Regions from separate parts of the Homo sapiens genome. Here region 1 is linked to region 2. A link is a loop called in an ENCODE intact Hi-C map of the cell type or tissue named here. Cell type or tissue: mammary epithelial cell. All regions are shown on one strand. Links, peaks and the distances in the headings refer to the core of each region. The heading gives the core; the rest is flanking DNA.

What was found. Peaks named below come from ENCODE experiments on the same cell type or tissue, not always from the same donor. Only the 100,000 strongest peaks of a DNase experiment are listed, where the experiment ranks them.
Region 1: it touches region 2 in a loop (10-fold over the local background); 21 of 110 quality-filtered maps call a loop at or near these places.

The regions. Positions count from the first base shown.
Region 1 is chr1:26,411,792-26,421,383 of GRCh38, forward strand. The region is part of intron 2 of LIN28A (lin-28 RNA binding posttranscriptional regulator A); the gene reads left to right. Among named protein-coding and RNA genes, the nearest start is that of LIN28A, 5.8 kb to the left of the region's middle. RefSeq lists enhancers at 6,749-7,320, 8,465-9,035. In mammary epithelial cell, for the core only: a CTCF peak has its summit at 5,431 (motif pointing left); a DNase peak (open chromatin) is centred at 5,480; H3K27me3 peaks cover 468 bases.
Region 2 is chr1:26,269,799-26,279,390 of GRCh38, forward strand. It overlaps CEP85 (centrosomal protein 85), which reads left to right. Exons shown (of 14, transcript NM_001319944.2): 10 at 1,216-1,309; 11 at 2,223-2,273; 12 at 5,166-5,273; 13 at 6,737-6,962; 14 at 7,338-9,010. The coding sequence ends at 7,495. Among named protein-coding and RNA genes, the nearest start is that of SH3BGRL3, 5.5 kb to the right of the region's middle. RefSeq lists an enhancer at 6,059-7,258. In mammary epithelial cell, for the core only: CTCF peaks have their summits at 5,907 (motif pointing right) and 6,240 (motif pointing left); DNase peaks (open chromatin) are centred at 5,213, 5,953, 6,563 and 8,723; H3K4me3 peaks cover 59 bases; H3K27ac peaks cover 4,074 bases.

The DNA of each region.
Region 1 (9,592 bases), core at 466-8,465, 140 kb after region 2:
CCTTCCGGGAACCCCTCCGGCTTACCACGTGTCTATTACCTCTTTCCCCTGGGAAGGGGCAGGGGGCAGGGAGGTGACCCCATGTGGCAGAAACTAAGGTTGTATTGTGCTTGCCGGTGGGGGGAGGGCGAGCAGGCCGGCCAGGGAAGCACATGCCGGGCCTAAGCCGGGAGCCCAGCTCCTCCAACGTCTGAATGGAGCTCAGAAGGCGGGAGAGAGTGAGGGCAACTGGCTACTGGACCCAAGGGGCGTAAAGCCGAGAAGTCAGCCTCATCCCCTTTTTAATGCAGACCTCACCTGGCTGGTCACTAAAAACTGGGTTTGGCAGATCCCTGAAGGATCCCTGTGGGGGCTTGAAAGCTCAGGACTGGGGTCTTTGCTGTCCAGTTCCCGTGAGGAAGGAAAACCCAAAGAGCCCAGGCCTTCCTTACATTCCTGGGCCAGGCTGGGAGGGAAGTCGGTAGGTCGCAACCCCAAGTTCTCAGTTAAAGCAGGGCAGCACAGTAGGGGGTGAAATTCAGTGTCGCAGGGCAGGGGGTGAAGGGAGGCTGGCCTCTGGTCCTATTCTCCGCTTGGCATTTATGGCCCCAGACAGCCATTGATTGCTGTCTTAACATTCCTGGCCTCAAACAAGGAGCCAGAGACTTCAGGTCTCCCTCCTCCCAGGCTTCCCCTTCCTGAATATCCTAGAGGCATTCCGGTGGTCCTGGGCCACCAGCTACCCATAAAGACCATGGAAAGGAAGTTGCTTGCTGCCTATGGCCCTTCCATCTTTGGAGGTTTGGGACTGGATCTGGAAAGAAGAAATTGCTAATCCCAGATCGTGTAGGTTGACACCCAGGCCGGGCAGGGAGGGGTTACTTAAGGGAGGTTGGCTTTAGGAGGTGTGGGGGAGGGGAAAGGAGGATGTGGGGATTAAGGGTTGGAGCCTGAAGGGATGGCATTCTTTGGGGGAGGGGTAGAGAAGGGAGATGCTGGATGGACTAGTTGGAGGCAGCAGGGACGTCTTTGAGCACAGCCTTCAGTGAGGAACAAACAAGGGAAATAGACGCAGGGAGATGGGGAGCCACCACTTACTGTTGGGGCCATGGGGTCAGTGGGCTACTTGAACATCTGCCAAGAGGACCTGCAGCAGGATACTGAGCTGCCCCTTTGCAGCACCCTTATTCCCCCAACCCCCCATTAGACAGCTAGTTTCCCACTAGTGGCTTTTCTCCCTTCTCTGTCTCATTTACATATGTGAATGATAACCCACAGGAAGTAATTGTGGGAGAAAGAAGGGAATTGGCCTTTTTAGATCTATTAAATCACTTTATTACAGGAACCAGCTTTGAATGGCCCTCCTCAGCAGGGTAGCAAGCCTCCCCCACTCTCCCATTTATCTGATCACAAAGAGATTAAAATCTTTCCTGGTCTGGGGACTGGACAGCTCCCCCAACTTTGGGAGGCTGGAATAAAAGAGTCAGACCCAACGTTTTCTCATCTCCCATCCAAAGGCTGCCAGATAGGGAGGGGCTGAGGGGAATGTATCCCCTCATCTTCTGGGTTCCTTGGTGATATACATACCCCAAGGAAGGTGTTTTCTTGTTTTGTTTGTTTGTTTGTTTGAGCAAATGGGGACTTGGGCCTCAGCAGGCTTCACCTTAGGATCTAGAGCAATTGGGAAACTATTGGATGGCATAGAGCAGGCATTGAGTCTACACCATGCTGGGTCAGATGTGCTGGCTTGGAAATACTCTGGATTTTAGGCTCTTGGAACATCCAGGAACCCATAGTTGAGTAAGTTGTCAATAGGGAGCTGAGCTGGAAGAGAATTAAGAATTTGTCTCTCTAATCCCCAGCTCTTCCCATTCTACTCACAAAGCACAATGATGGGTGGAAATTCCCTGAGCCTTTACCTGGTAGCTCTGATAATGGTAGCATGCCAGAAAGGCTTGGGTCAGGGGTCCTCCAACCCCACCTTAACCGTAAGTTAGATTAGTGATTCCAGTCTTTGCACTTGTTTTTTTGTTTGTTTGTTTGTTTGTTTGTTGCTTTTTTTTTTTTTTTTTTTGAGATGGTGTTTGGCTCTTGTTGGCCAGGCTGGAGTGCAATGGCATGATCTCCACTCACCGCAACCTCCGCCTCCCAGGTTCAAGCGATTCTCCTGCCTCAGCTTCCTGAGTAGCTGGGATTACAGGCATGTGCCACCACGCTCGGCTAATTTTTTGTATTTTTAGTAAAGACGGGGTTTCTGCACGTTGGTCAGGCTGGTCTTGAACTCCTGACCTCAGATGATCCGCCCGCCTTGGCCTCCCAAAGTGCTGGGATTACAGGCATGAGCCACCACTCTTCTGCATTTGTGAAATTAGAAATGACTCTCTGGAAATCTTATGGTAAAGGAATTTAGTAAACACAGGATAAATTGTTTACTGGGGGAGGAGGAAAGTGTTCCCGAAGCAGAGGGTAAGAAATCTTTAACAAAACTTCCCATTCTTTGGCTGCTGGGGTTGGGCACCCTGGGGTTGGGGTGGGCTGGTGAGAAGGTAATTGTCCTAAGATAGCATCTACCAGAGGGAGGGGGTCAGGGAGCCCCTTTGCAAATAAAGAGGAAGGGGGAAAGGCAATTTAAAAACATTTTCTTTTCCTTTCCAAAGTTGGGGTTATTAGGATCCCAATGCCCTGTTAACTAATGTTCTTATGCTCTCTCCCAAATGCTGTAATATCCTCTTCAAGAGTAGATGAGTGGGGGGAAAAGCCCACCCCCAGCCAAAAACTAAGCAAAACGACAACAAAACAAAAAGCAAAGAGATTTCTATAACAACTCTTTTCCTTAGGTACACATCTTTAGATCTAGAAATCTGCCTGTCTCTAGAGTTAGGGAAATAGATAGCAAGCCCTTAAATTAGAGTTTCTCGACTTCAGCACTATTGACATGTTTTGAGCAGGATAATTTGTTCTGGGGAGTCTGTCCTATGTATTATAGGATGTACAGCAGTATTCCTGGTCTCTACCCACTAGAAGCCAGTTGCATCTTAGGTATGACAACCAAAAACATCTCCATACATTGTCAAATGTCCCCTTGGAGTCAAAAATCTCATCCCTGCTTGAGAAACACAGTTATATAGGAAAGCTGGAACAAGAAAGCTAAACTGTCAACTATTTTCCTGAGATTCATCAAGAATTCAAAAATCCTCATTTTGGGCCATTTTAAGAGTTTTGGCTTAACTCATGTTTCCTGTGGCTCAATTTGCAAACTCTCAAGATTTATAGAAATTTGGAAATAAGAAAAGTTCCCTGCTTTCCCATAGCTCCTCAGGACCCAGATATGTTTCAATCTCAAATATGTTTAAATTGGCTTTCTGGCTAAAATGCTATATTAGAAGACTTGGAGTCAAAAGCCCAGATTTGACCAAGGGACCAAGTTGGGTTAGGAGAAAAGGTTTTCAATACCTAGACAACTGCTGAAATTGCCCTGTAGCCAGGTGGCCTTCTTTTTCTAAAAGCCATGAGTGAGGAGGTGGTAAGAGCAACTTTATTCAGGGTCTAGGTTAGGACTGCTGGGTTTGGTGTTAGGGTTGCGGGGGCGGGTGGGGAAATATACGGAATCTTTCCTCCTGGTTTGTAACACTGCACCTCTGATTACTCACCTCATGTCTAGTTATTGAGGTACTGGTCTTATACCCTTCTCTATGTAACCCATAAGCTCTTTGAAGGGAGGAACTTAGCTGCCTGGTTAATTTTCTAGTATGCATTTGGTGGGCTGAGGAATGAATAAGAAAAGGGGCATCTTGAGGACCTTGGTGAATCAGAAGTACACTTAGCAGTCTGGGGTCCATGTTGGCAGAGATCTTTGTTCAGAGAAAAAGACTAGAGATACTGAGGGGTGTCAATTGTAGCTGCTCGCTTTCTGGGCTGGGCACAACATAGAATATGGCCTGGGCACAACATAGCACTATGAAAGTTTGTGGAGTGAATATGGGTAGATCACCACTCGGAGCCCAGAGAGGTTCCTCTCGTTTTTGTTGACAGAGTGGAAGCCACGGATTTAGTGGTCATCCATGAGTTATTTCTGTCTTAATAAGAAAAGGCAGCTTAAAAATAAATTGACTCGATTTTTCAGAAAGTTGGTAGAGAGGTAGGAAGGTTCATGAAGACATTGTGGAATCTTCTGGGGTCCTCTTCTTTCTGAGACATGCTTCTAGACAATGTCTTTTTTTTATTTTTATTTTTATTTTTTGAGATAGAGTCTTGCTCTGTCGCCCAGGCTGGAGTGCAGTGGCACGAACTCGGCTCACTGCAACTTCTGACTTTTGGGTTCAAGCAATTCTCCTGCCTCAGCCTCCCAAGTAGCTGGGATTACAGATGTACACCACCACACCCAGCTAATTTTAGTATTTTTAGTAGAGAAGGGTTTTCGTCATGTTGTCCAGGCTGGTCTCAAACTCCTGACCTCAAGTGATCCACCTGCCTGGGACTCCCAAAGTGCTGGGATTACAGGCATGAGCCATGATGCCCGGCGACAGTGTAAAGTAAAGGCTGTGACACCATCCTGAACAAAGCTTCAAATATGGGATGTTTCTACCCTCTGGTTGTTGACACTGCTGCCTGCCTTACAAGTGGTTTTCAGTAACATTCACCAGGGCCATTTAGTTTTTTGAACATTGCTAATCACACTCTACTGGAATTCTTGTTTTTTGGAGTAACTGCCCTAGGTAAAACTATGCCTCCTGTCTTCCTGCAGGCATGAATAGCAACCACTGGCCACATAGTCAGAGTGGGAGGTCAAAGGAGTTGGGGGAGAATACACAGTTGATACAGACTTATTTAACATGATCTCACCATCGAGGTTTTTTATTTTTTTTGAGACGGAATCTCTCTCTGTTGCCCAGGCTGGAGTGCAGTGGCGCCGTCTTAGCTCACTGCAACCTCCACCTCCCAGGTTTGAGCGATTTTCCTGCCTCAGCCACCCGAGTAGCTGGGATTAGAGGCACCTGCCACCATGCCCGGCTAATGTTTTGTATTTTTAGTAGAGATGGGGTTTCACCATGTTAGCCAGGCTGGTCTCGAACTCCTGACCTCGTGGTGATCCGCCTGCCTCGGCCTCCCAAAGTGCTGGATTTACAGGCATGAGCCACCATGACTGGCCCAGCGTGGTGTTATTTAATTTAGACAGGACTTGGCTTTTCTAAGCAGTAGAATATAAGAACTGAGTTTCTGGCCTAAAAGTCTAGGAACCTTTCATTCTTATCCCTGATCAAGCCGGTGGTTGGGTGGGGGCAGGGTGGGACGGGGAGGACAAGATGACTGCCCTAAGGAGCTGTGGAGATAAATCTACCCGAACACTTGAGTTCACAGCTCAGACCAGGTAGCGGGCCACTCAGTACCTCCTGGTATAGGCGCCCTCGGGCTTACCTTTGGGCAGACAGGCTGAGCAGCGCCATCTGGTGGAGAACTCCAGGCAGGAGCTACAGGGCCTGGCTGTGGCTGAGCAGAGGGGATCAGAGGGATTGGCTGCCTGCAGCCTTCTGTTCCAGACACCCCTTTCACCAACCTCCTTGACACACACCCTCCTTGACACACACACCATCGAATAACTGCTTCTGGGAGAACCGGTTGGTTCTCCCTTACCAAATCTTACCTCCAGGAATGAAGCTAAGTTAGGGATGTGACACCACAGGACTGAATCATTAAAATTACTTTCATCAGCTGCTTTTTTAAACGTAGCTACTAGAAAGTTTTCAATTATATATGTGACTTGCATCATAATGAATTGCACTGGGGAGAGTTAGGCCAGCTGCACTCAGCTCAGCTCTTGCCTCTTATTGCGACTTTAACCAAGGTGCTTATTAACCCCTCTGCCTCCATGTCCTCAAGCTGTAAAATGAGGGTCTTCATATCACCCCACTGCACCAGTTTGATATGAGGGTTAAATGAGTTACAACACGTAAAGTGGTTAGAATGCCACTTAGCCTACAGTAAGAATCAATTAGTAACAGTTATTTTGCATAGTACTTAGACATTCAACAAATGCTTGTGCAAGCTAAGAACCTAGAATTGAGGTAGAGACCTGCACTACAGAATCTTCCGGCTGGAATGGCCCTGGAAGAAGATCTGGAATAGCCTCTTGCGGAAGAGCCAAGAACCCCAGCTTTAATCTGCACAACTGTAGCAAGTACCCTGAAATTCTGTTGCCACTTCTGGAGAAAGGACACTTAGGTTCCTTTGTGTTGTTTTTTTTTTTTCTCTTCATACTTTTTTCTTTTATAATGTTTTCTTTTGTTTTTAACTCCACATTTCCTAAGTGACCCCTAAGGCTCATTCTATCTCTAAGCTTGCAAAGGCATAAATTGAAGCTGGGATGAGGTACTTGGTGTGGGTTGGATAGGGTAAGGCAGGCAATTACTGAGGTATTAAGAAGGGATCAGAAGGCCTAAGTACTTTAACTGGAGAGATTCCTTCCCTGTTATCAAAAAAAGAAAAAGAAATGCTTGGGGTGGGCGCGGTGGCTCACGCCTGTAATCCCAGCACTTTGGGAGGCCGAGGCGGGTAGATCATGAGGTCAGGAGATCGAGACCATCCTGGCTAACGCGGTGAAACCCCGTCTCTACTAAAAATACAAAAAATTAGCCAGGAATGGTGGCAGGAGCCTGTAGTCCCAGCTACTCGGCAGGCTGAGGCAGGAGAATGGCGTGAACCCGGGAGGCGGAGCTTGCAGTGAGCCGAGATTGTGCCACTGCACTCCGGCCTGGGCAACAGAGCCAGACTTTTTAAAAAAAAAAAAAAGAAAAAGAAATGCTGTCTGTTGTCTGATGCCACATTCCCCAACACAGTAGGCCCATGTAGGCTCCCCACAGTCCTAACTTGAAGAAATTGGGAAAGGATGATATGGGTCATGCCTTCTCTCCCCCTCCCCTTTAAAATAATTTATCTGAATCAATAATTCAGGATTGGACTGAAGAGACCCAAGGGGAGGGGGTCCTGTTTGGTTCTATCCATGAAGTGGGCAGTGCGCAAGCCAGAGAAGGGAGATGGCTGCTGATGGTGACTTTGGCAAGACTGCCTGGGGAAGGAAGAATTTTCTATATCTAGTTCTCTCCCGTGACCATAACCCCAACATAGAGAGGAAGGAAGAAACAGTTGAATGTGGGGAGGAGGGAGAGGGAGATGCAAGAGGGATCTGCTCCTTGGAACTCCAGGAATCTGACCACCAGAACCAGCCAGTGTCAACTCTTTGTTTCCTGGGGCTGGGCTCTACTGGGGGAGCTCAGGCCATGCCCCTCCCCCTAAGGTCTTTTCTTTTTGGAGGGGATGGGGAAGGGGGCGGGGCCCTGCTTTGTGTGTGGTTGGGGGTGGAATGGGGGTGGTACAAGAATTTCAGGCGCTTTTCAGATGCAGGCCCTGGGAGGCTGGCTCTGTGGGGCTGCACGCTGATTACCTATCTGATAAGAGAGGAATTCAAACTATGTGTTTTAGAAAGGGGCGGGGGAGGAGGGCAGGGAGCCACCCCTGGAGACCACCAGTTTAAATCTCTTGATTACACTGAGGTACCTGCAGGGGTGGGGGTTTACTCTGTAAAAGTCTTAGACCTCAGATCCTCCAGTGATGCAGTGAGTGACCTGAGAGGACTAGTCAATTTCTTGTTGCATGTCCCCATTTATATGATCCTCTTAAAATAAACCTATGAGGTGTCCATAGAGGAAGGTGTTACTCTCCAGTCAACTGGGGCTTAGAGAGGGGATATTCTTCTAAGTTTCTATAGCTAGTTAGGATAAAACCAGATGCTTGGCACTTAGTTCTCTCTGTTAACCCACGCCACCCAGTGTGAAGAGGTTGATAATTGCCACTCCCTGAGGATTTATGTGTAGCAGGCGAAGTGCTAACTACTTTTCATGTGTAAAACCTCACAGCACTACCATAAAATTAGTATTTACTCCATTTTATAGATGATTAAAGAAAGGAGGGAACAGGCCATCAGACTCAATCAACCCTTGTTCTTAACTATTTACCTGCTGAATCACAGCTAGAACTAGGAGTGTCCCAGCCTAAGACAAGCTGGGCAAGCAAATGAAGCTGGAATTGCTTGGGTCCAGAAGGCTCTTGGTCTGGCTCCTCTAGGACCTCCCAACTCACCCACTAATTGCATCTCTTGTCCCACCCCGCTCAATAAAAAATAAGTCAAATCTAATATAATCTTTATTTTTTGAGATGGGTTCTTGCTCTCTCACCCAGGCAGGAGTGCAGTGGCGCGATCTCAGCTCACTGCAAGCTCTGCCTCCCAGATTCAAGCGATCCTTCTACCTCAGCCTCCCAAGTAGCTGGTACCACAGGCACATGCCACCATGCTGAGCTAATTTTTGTATTATTTTGTAGAGAACAGGGTTTCGCCCTGTTGCCCAGGCTGGTCTCCAACTCCTGAGCCTCAAGCTCAGAATCCACCTGCCTCAGTCACCCAAATTGCTGGGATTACAGTTGTGAGCCACCATGCCCGACCTTACAAATCTAACTTTAAACTCAGGGTGGTTACTGTGAAACAGCGAGAGAGGTATTGCACCCGGCCTGCAATATCATCTTAAAACAAAAATTTGGCCGGGCATGGTGTGTAATCCCAGCACTTTAGGAGGCATGAGGTCAGGAGTTTGAGACCAGCCTGGCCAATAAGGTGAAACCCTGTCTCTACTAGAAATACAAAAATTAGCTGGGTGTGGTGGCGTGCGCCTGTAGTCCTAGCTTAAACCCAGAAGAATCGCTTAAACCCAGGAGGCGGAGGTTGCAGTGAGCTGAGATCGTGTCACTGCACTTCAGCATGGGCGACAGAGCAAGACTTTCTCAAAAAAAAAAAAAAAAAATTAAGTGATAAGGAATCTGTGGTTCCTTCATCTTGATGAAGAGCATGTTTCATTTAAGTTCCAGTTTGGAATATTACCCCCCAGCCACCAGCATAAAATACGAATGCTACTTACTCATGTTCCCTTGAGCCAGGACTAGGTAAGTGCACAGTGATCCCTTTTGCTTCTCCATTTTCTATGACGACTACTCCTTGTTGACATATTTGACACTGTTGTTTTACTATAATAGATGAAGCTGTAATGAAGTCTATTCTGGGTAGGGTCTGAGATGCTGTCACCTCCGCTAATGTCAAGTTGGTGGTGCAGTAAGTGGCATGATAGAATGAGCTCTGAGCTTTAAATCAGGAACTCTGGGTTCATCTGACCCTGGCTTTGCTACAGAACTAGCTGTATCAACAACTACTTTTTTTTTTTTTCTTGATGGCTGCTGGCTGTTTGCTAACTGCTTTATAAATATCAGTGTCCTTAAATTTTGGTACAAACGTGCAGTGTTCTAATAGGATTATTCCATACATATTGTTCTAAATCTTGCTTTTTGTTTTTTCTTTTAACAATATTATTTGGTGATCTTTCTCAGCTGAATGATTAAAAATCTGCCTCCTGTTTCATTAATTCATTCAAAAATGTGCTAGGCATTATTTCAGGTACCAAAATGTGGCTGTGAACAAACCAAAGACTTTACGTTGTTCTTAATGGCTGCGTGGTATTCATTATTATAGATGTACCATATTTATTCAACCATTCCCCTTCAAATACACCAGTAG
Region 2 (9,592 bases), core at 1,043-9,042:
TTTTTTGAGACGGAGTCTTGCTCTGTCGCCCAGGCTGGAGTGCAGTGGTGCAATCTTGGCTCACTGCAAGCTCCGCCTCCCAGGTTCACACCATTCTCCTGCCTCAGCCTCCTGAGTAGCTGGGACTACAGGCGCCCGCCACTGCGCCTGGCTAATCTTTTTTGTATTTTTAGTAGAGACGGGGTTTCACCGTGGTCTCGATCTCCTGACCTCGTGATCCACCCTCCTTGGCCTCCCAAAGTGCTGGGATTACAGGTGTGAGCCACCGCGCCCGGCCAGGAAGCGGCTTTTATATCTTTGGCATGGAGTATGGATGCAGTGGGGGCTTATCTTCATAGCCTTTGTAAGGATCTAACCCAGTGCCTGGCACATAATTCTTAGTATGTATGTGTTGAATAAATGAAAGCACTTTGTAAACTGGGAAATGAGGTGTCTGTATACTTTCAAAAGTGGGTACTGGTGATAAGAACTGAGAGTTATCCACAGTTCGAGCTGTGTAGGCTAAAGGCTACCAGGAGCCTTTCTCCTCAGCCCTAGGGATTGTTCTCCATTGCCATGACAGGTTCTGAGAACAAAACAAGATGCCATAATGTACTCTCAGGATGTCTTGGGAGCCTTCTCCATATTAATAGCAGTTTCTGAAAATAATGGTGTGTTTCAACAGCCTCTTGGACCAAATCCAGTTTCTAATGGGATAGATTGGATTTCTCATCCCATATTTAACCACAGTGTCCCTGTTGTTTATCTCAGCAGATGGGCTTTGCTATAAGTAATTGTAGGGACCCACTGGAGGAAACCATTGGTTAGAGTCAGAAGTGGGGTTAGAGGACAAAGTTGGCTTTGCCCCAGACTGTGTGTGCCAAGAAAACAGCTTTTGTATTTTCCAAACTTTCTACAATGTACATGTATGACTTACAATCTAAATACATGTGATAAATATGTATTTTTTAAATATCAAAACAAAATACACAAGAGCCTTGGGCAGGTAGAGAATTGGTGTCACATTGTATAGATTCTGGCCCTTAGGGAAGAGAATTAACATACACTGAGCAGCTTTTGTGTGGCACCCCATATATTACAGCAGACCCAAGTATTATCCCCAGCTACTGCTTGGACTAAGTGTCTTGCCTCAAAATGTGCAATAAGTAGCAGAACCAAGAATCAAAGCCACTTGTGTCTAACTTCAGAGTTCTTGAAGAGGCCACTGTCTTTCAGCCTGCAAGATAAACAGTCTGTGGAGGAGACCAGTGGAGAAGGTCCAGAAGTGGAAATGGAGTCCTGGCAGAAGCGATACGATTCGCTCCAAAAGGTGACTGAGGGTGTCCAGGCTGTAACGGAGGGTAGGCTGGGAGGAAAGAGAAGATTGTGTATTAGGAGGGATACGTGAATTCTTGGCTTTGGGCTATCTAGGATTTGTTACCAAGAGCTTTTCTTTCTTTTCGGAGAAGTCACCCTGCATAGTAATTTGTATTTAGATAGTCATCCTTGTAACAGGCAAACTTCACTCATTTAGAATATAGGCAAAAGTAAGAGGAGGGGTGATATGCCTCTGAATATCTAGATTAGATGACCCAAAATGGTGCAGTAAAGTTTGGTGCACTTTATTCATGGCTCAGGCCCATACAGAAACCCTTGAATTGAACAGAGTTCTAACCAGTGAGGTGCCCTGGTTTCTTAATTCAGCAAAGACGAGAGAGCCAGGGGCCGGCTGGTGAAACTGACTGCAGGTTAGTAAAAAAAAAAGAAGACCCATAAATGATTCAAAGAAACCAGGCCTATTTAGGGTCCCTTCTTGGATAATCAGTACGACCAGAGCTGTAAATAACAACAACCATCATAGTGCTAGAAATGGCAAGCTTCATTAGACTGAATTTTTAGCCATGTCCTTGTACCAAAGAACAAGAGTTTGCACTGGCTGTTTATAAAATTGATTCCACTGGCCTGCAGTTATTAGGGTGAGAGTTCCCTTTCCCCCAGTAGTGGTTATGTGTTCACACTACATTCCTGTATAAACCTTTGTGATTGGAGCACAACTGTGAAGCTAGTTAGCCAGGATTAGGAGTCTGGTTTATATTCCTATAGGTAGAGTTCACTAATCTTTATCCTGGTCTTACTCTTAATGGTCTAATAGCCAGACCACATGTCCTAGTGCAGCCCCCTTGCCCTCTGTCCTCACCGTCAGCCTTGTGCTCGCAGCCTTCCTTGATAACTTTGCCTTTCAGATTGTGGAGAAGCAGCAGCAGAAGATGGATCAGTTGCGCTCACAAGTACAGGTGAGCAGGAATCCTTGGGACATGGTGGGCAGAACTTAATGATGGAATCTCTAGAATTTAGCCAATATTTATTTTGTTCTCTGCCATGCAGGTTGCTCAGTGTTAGGGATACAAAAAGAATGAGACCCAGTCAGTGCTTTTGAGCCTTGCTGAGAGGACACAAATATAGTAGGGAGTTTCAGCACAGTACTGTGAGAGCAGTCCCCACAGTATCCTGGGGGAGTGCAGGAGAGTCAGTGGGAGGAAGGGAGGTAAAAGAGAGGTTTCTGGAGATCCTGAACCTACAAGGATGAGGAGTTAGCCAGGCAAACAAGAGGAGCTGGATAGGATGTGTTGGATTCCAGATAGGAGGAACAGCATGAGTGGGAACATGGAGACATGAAACAGCATAGTTTGAATGTGGTGCTGCAAGCAGTTTGATACTGCTGACGTATCCACTTTAAGATGGTAAATGGAGACCTGGGCATTCCAGGCTATGGAAGGGCCTTATCTATCAACTAAGTTAGCTTTTATTCTTTATGTAGGTGGTGGGCATCTATTACAGCATTTTTTTTTTTTTTTTTTTTTTTTTTTGGAGACAGAGTCTCGCTCTTGTCGCCCAGGCTGGAGTGCAATGGCGCAATCTCGGCTCACTGTAACCTCTGCCTCCCAGGTTCAAGCAATTCTCCTGCCTCAGCCTCCCGAGTAGCTGGTATTACGGGTGCCCACCATCACGCCCGGCTAATTTTTGTATTTTTTGTAGAGACGGGGTTTCACCACGTTGGCCAGACTGGTCTCGAACTCCTGACCTCAGGTGATCTGCCCGCCTCGGCCTCCCAAAGTGCTGGGATTACAGGCGTGAGCCATCATGCCCAGCCTATTACAGCATGTAATTGGGATGTGATGTGGTCAGGTTTGCAACTCAGGCTCAAGTGTGGAAGATTGGCATCCTGGAGAGAAGAAAGGTCCAGGGGGACTGTTGGAGAAATTCTCGTGAGAGGTGATGAGGGAACCTGGCATAAGGCAGCATAGCAGCGAGGAGATGTGAGGGGACAGATTTAAGTGACTTTAGGAGGTAACATCAAGCGGAATCAGTGACTGACAAGATGTAGGGGTTGAAGAATAGGGAAGAATCAAATATGACTCCAGGTTTCTATTTTGGGCCAGAGTGGGAGTGTCTTTAACTGGGTTCTCCAAGAAATTCTGGGTAAAGCAGGTTCACTCAGCGTCTCTTTGGACTCTAAAAGTTTTCACACCAAAACACCCGAAATGCACTCGTTTTGAGGGAATAAGTGGAGGCTGCAGTCTTGCCTTTGCCATTATGTGGATTGGGCTACGTCTATCTGGTTCACCTCTTTCAAGTCCTGTAAGGAGGTAGTCAAGCCTGGCAAGCATTTTAATACATACCCATTTAAAATCCCAGGTTTTTAGTAGAGTTTTTAATGGATCTCAAAATAGGTTTCCTAGAACCCTTGGGGTTCTGCAAAGTTTGGAAAAGCCTGACATTTTAAATGGCACATTTACCTATGATAAGACTACTTAGGCAAATTAAAATATCAGGTGAGGCCGGACACGGTGGCTCACGCCTGTAATCCCAGCACTTTGGGAGGCCGAGGTGGGCAGATCACAAGGTCAGGAGATTGAGACCATCCTGGCTAACAAGGTGAAACCCTGTCTCTACTAAGAATACAAAAAGATTAGCTGGGCGTGGTGTCATGCACCTGTAGTCCCAGCTACTTGGGAGGCTGAGGCAGGAGAATTGTTTGAACCTGGGAGGTGGAGGTTGCAGTGAGCCGAGATCACGCCACTGCACTCCAGCCAGTCTGGGCGACAGAGTGAAACCCCATCTCAAAATAAATAAATAAATAAATAAATAAATAAAATATATATATATATGTGAATTTGTTGGAATTAGATGGATTCATCATAGTCACTTTGGCTATTTCATGATCATGAGGTGTTTTCCTTAGCAGTTTTTTTTTTTATTAATACCAAATGAGAAATATAAAAAAATTTTCACACTTCATTCAAATCAGTTTCAAAATTTGAGGAAAAATTGAATGAAGAGAATGAGAGGCAGAAGTTTAAAAGCTTAAATATCTCCCTTCCCCTGACCGCTCCTACACACACAAACACAGACACACTTACACACAACTCACTAGATTAGGTACCTGTGAGTATGCTCTTCTACCCCTTTCCATGTCTCTGAACAGCATTTAGTAGACAGTATTGTCAAGAGCACTTGACTGTTAACTCCTAAAAGACAGGAACTGTTTGGTGTTCTTCTCAATGCTGGTCACAGTAAGTGCTCGGTAAATAGTGAACTCAGCTGAATAGCACATTCCCTGCCCTCAAGAAAGTTATGTTTGAGTGGAGCGAAGGATCATGTGCATAGCCAACTAGAATATTAAGCAGATGTACTCGTAAGCCATGATGGATATGATAGCAAGGTAGGATTAGGATTAATTAGATCTGATTTGCAGATTGAAGACAGCTCAGGTGTGCCTTGGAGGTTTCCTGGAGGTAACAGCAGAAGAGCAGCTTGAAGAAAGGAAAAGAGAAGTGAGCAGAAGCATTGACACTGCAGCCTTCAGGGATGAGGGCCAGTCATTCATCGTGACGGTGTAGAGGCTGGCCATGTGGAGGGTGGAAAGAGATATGACTAGAAAAGTAGGTAGGAGCTACAGTGGCCTTGAATGCCCTGCTAAGAAGCTGACCTCTATTTGGTATGTGGTCAAGGGCTATAGGAGGGTTTAAATGGGAGGTCACAAATCAGGACTGTTCTAAAATGATTTCTTATGAGGGTGTAGGTAGGGTGAGTCGTCACTATATAGTCCAAGCCAGCGGTGATATTGTCTGAACCAGACTTGTTACCCCTACTGTGTTCCCTCAACATCTTGCTGTGTGATTCAGAGCCTAGAGCAGGAAGTGGCTCAAGAAGAAGGAACAAGCCAGGCCCTGAGAGAGGAGGCCCAGCGAAGGGATTCAGCCCTGCAGCAGCTGCGCACAGCCGTGAAGGAGGTGAGCAACATTAGTCAGACCTCTTGGTTTTGCCTCCACAAACCCGATTTCTTTGTTTGCCCTCCCCATCTCTACCCCAATAAGAGCCCCAGTGTTTGAAAGGGAAAGGTCCCTACTGAGCTCTGGGGGCAGAGGAAAGGTGCATTGCATCATTCTTTATATTACAGACCCTAAGCCTGTTTTAGCATGTCCATAATTATTACCTAGGAAGGTTTTTTTTTTTTTTTTAAGACAGAGTCTTGCTCTGTCGCCAGGCTAGAGTGCAGTGGCGCAATCTCGGCTCACTGCAACCTCCGCCTCCCAGGTTCAAGCGATTCCCCTGCCTCAGCCTCCTGTGTAGCTGGGACTACAGGCACGCGCCACCACGCCCGGCTAATTTTTTGTATTTTAGTTGAGGTGGGGTTTCACCATGTTGGCCAGAATGGTCTTCATCTCCTGACCTTGTGATCCGCCCACTTTGGCCTCCCAAAGTGCTGGGATTACAGTCGTGAGCCACTGCGCTGGGCCCAGGAATGCTTTTTGATGGGGAAAGTCATTCTCTCTTCCTTTGTCTTGAAGCCACAGGTTTCTGGGGTTGGGGAGTGGAGAGTTCAAGAAGACTGAGGATTTGGTGGCCTTCATGCACTAAACAGAGCTGTCAGCAGGGGGCAACCAAGTTCACTGACTGGCCTAGTGCCTAGGAAGGAACCTCCTTGAGTTAGGATTGTCACATGGCCCAGTGTGGGTGGAGGGCCTGGGACTGAAGGACGGACTCTATTCAGACTCTATAAAAATACAATCAAGGTAGGAAGGGAAGGAAAGTGGATTAAGCTGTCAGGAAGAGAGGGAAACAGACAGACATACATGAATAGATGGTTTTTGTAATAAAGTCTGACTCCACTGAGGTGAGAGTTTGAAAAGGCAGGACTTGTTCCAGGGCTGGATCCTCCAGGTTCCAGCTTCTCCAGCCCCCCACCTAGTGGCTACTAGCTGTCATATTGTCTTTCTTACTCTCTTTATTCCTCTGACACACTGTGATCAGGCTGGCTGGTGGCCACTTTTGTCAGGGTGGCAGGGAGAGATTGAAACCAGTGTCTCCTCAGATTTCACGGTTCACATTAAGCCTTCTCTAATAGCCTGGCTAACAGAGTTGGCTGAGGGACTGGCTTGAGATAGAGTTCCTAGGGGCGGGAGCATCTTCTCTGGTTCTTGAACAGAAACTTGGATGCTGATGATTCAGAACCAGTTGAGGGTTGGCTTCCTCTCCAGTGCTAGAGCCCTGTGGGCCCAACCTACCCACAGGAAGAACCAGGCCTGATACTGATAGTGGGAGAAGTGCTAAAAGCCTGTTGGCAGGGGTAGGGTTGGGGAAGGAGGGACACTGCCTATGACTCACCCATCCCTTCCACACCCACACACTCATGCACAGATACTCTTCCTCTCCCTGGGCCTGAGTTAATGTGCTTACCCATCTGTCTGCTCAGCTTTCAGTGCAAAACCAGGACTTGATTGAGAAGAATCTGACACTCCAGGAACACCTGCGCCAGGCCCAACCAGGGTCTCCACCTTCACCAGACACGGCCCAGCTGGCACTTGAGCTGCACCAGGAGTTGGCCAGTTGCCTTCAAGATCTGCAGGCTGTCTGTAGCATTGTGACCCAGAGGGCCCAGGGCCATGACCCCAATCTCTCCCTGCTCCTGGGCATTCACTGTGAGTCCTCAGACCAGTCTGGGGCCCAGGAAGGAGGGTCCTTCTTTCTCTTCTCTCCCCCATCCTGCTTTCCCATATTCTTGTGGTAATATGTAGACAGAGTACATAGTCCTGGCCACTGCCCTCTGGACATTTATTTGTTTCACAAAGTAGGTGTTCACAAATCTGTTTTTGGAAACAAGCTATGGGGTACTTGCATGCAGGACAAACTAAAAGTGGACCTTCAGCAGCAAATTAACCCACTGTCCCCAGATGCTTTTTTTAAAGTGCATGTCCCAAGACTGTGGGTTCAAGATACTGCCTATCCATACTGCACCCTCCACATGAAAATGTCTCATAACTAACATTCTCTTGAAATGCTCTTCTCCCCAGCAGCACAGCACCCAGAGACTCAGCTAGATTTGCAGAAGCCAGATGTGATCAAGAGGAAACTAGAAGAGGTTCAACAGCTGCGTCGTGACATTGAGGACTTAAGGACCACCATGTCAGACAGATATGCCCAGGACATGGGAGAAAACTGTGTCACACAGTGAGGAATTCTGGGGGATTCCCCCAGGGAGGAGCTGGGCTGCTGAGAGCCTAGTCCAGCAGGTTTCTGCCCTGACATTCTCTTGTCTGCTATTCCCAGAGAGGTCTCAGAGGGGAGGGGAGAGCCTGCATCTGGGGGCCAAGGGCTGATTAGGGAACTGTGTCCTACCCACACTGGCATGTTGGATTACGTTTGTCCTGTTAATTCACTCTAGACGGTGAGTTACTAATTAACTTTTGGCAGGTACAACAGATAAGTCCTCACAAACTGTTCCCAGCCCTAGGCTGACATGAGAGACGAACAGGCTGTCCACCTTTCTTCTCCATCCAATGGGATGGATCCATGTTCATTCCCACTTCACACCTTGGTCCTGCTGATTAGAGAGCTCATCAGAGGGGCCTGGAAAGGCTGAGCAAGTACCAGTGACAATGGCCATTTAAGAATTCTCAGGCCCCATGTGCCAGCCTTCTTGGGAACTGAGCTGGCTTTCTGGGTTTTCTCATGCCTGGTCTTACTGCTTCTTCCTCAGGGCTCTTGTTCTCCCAGAAGCCTCAGGGTAATGTGTTGGTTAGCACGTAACTACTAGGATTGGGGCCCTAGGGATTATAGCCAGGACTCTAATCTGCCTACCATGCCATTTAACAAGAGATCCCACTCTCCAGCTGCCTTGTGTCCCTAGGGTCCTGGCCATGTGTTTAGTGTGCTAAACTTTCTCCTTTGTTCTCAGGCCTTCCAGGTAGTCCCCTTCCTGGACTTAAGAGTGCAAACTCTTCTCTGTGGTTCTAGCCTTGGGCAGAATTATATCCCAGAGACCACAGAGCAACTGTCAAGCTGCTTACCCCCTCACCCAGGGCTACAGCCTGTGCCCAGCCCTCTAATTTGTGCCTCTCTTGTGTTGGGGGTGGTGGGGGTTATTCCTTTCCCTTTCCTGCTCTGGCCTCCTTGAAAGTTCAGAGTACCCAGTACAAGTCAGCTTTAAAGTACAGCTTTTAGTGTTTCCTGGGTTGTTTCTCTGGGGCTTTAGTGAGGGACCTTTGCCCTCTGGTTTTTCTTGCCTCCTGGTTTAGGGAGCATCTCACACTTGTTAGTATCTGGTTGTTGGGCCAGCCGTGCCTCCTCTAGATCTGGAGCCAGGCCAGGCAGGGGCCACGTGTGGGCCAGTCAGCCACTACAAGATTTTTGCTAAGCTTTGGGCTGTTGGCAGCATCTTGGACCTCATGCCTGGGCCTGAATGAGGCTCTTTCTTAAGTGTTTTTACAAGTTTGTGTTTTATTTATGGAGTGACTTATCCCTTCCATTCAGAGCAGCCCCACCCAGCCAGCCCTTCAGCCTCTGGGCTCCTGCTGCTTAAAGGCAGAGCCGCCTGGTTGGTCTCCACCCTGTGCATTGGGAGCCCAGCCACCATGCTGACGGGTATTTTTCCTCATAAAGTTTATAACCAGTTATTTATATGAATCTTTGTTATGTCCATTTGTTTGTATTGCGTATTTTGATTATAAAATAAAGTATCTTAACAGACTCCTCAGTTTTCCATACCCTTCCATCACCACCACCACGCTATTCTACCCCTCACTTTGGCTTGTTAGAGCCAAACACCTGGGTGTTCAGCCAGGTCCCCCAGGCAGCAGCGTGGAGGAACCTTTGGCAGGTCCAGCCAGCCTCATGTCCCTATCTATCTCTGCCACCTCTGCTCCTCTGTCGTTCTATAGAACCAGATCTCTTCCCACTCACTTTCTCTTGGGCAAACCTTCCCTGAGTCATAACAGAAGTTTGTCACTGGAAAGTTTCAGCAGTCCTCTCAGGAAGTTGGCAGCCTCTGGGTTGCTGTGAGGAAGTGGCTTTACCAGAGCAAGGGTTGTCTTTCTGGGCTGTTAACCTGCCTGAGCCCTGGACCAGGGGGACATCTGAGAAGCATGATGTTGAGTGCCAGACAGCTAGGTCTCCAAAGTTGGGCTCGTTGCTGGAGTCTGCCCCCTCAACCGCTGAATTCTTGCTGGGAGTAGTAGCAGTTTGGGAATGCCATCTGCAGCATGGAGCTGGGGTTGAGCTTGGACCACCCCAAGACCTGGGGTGGATCTTAAGGGTCAGCTTGAGCCTAGGC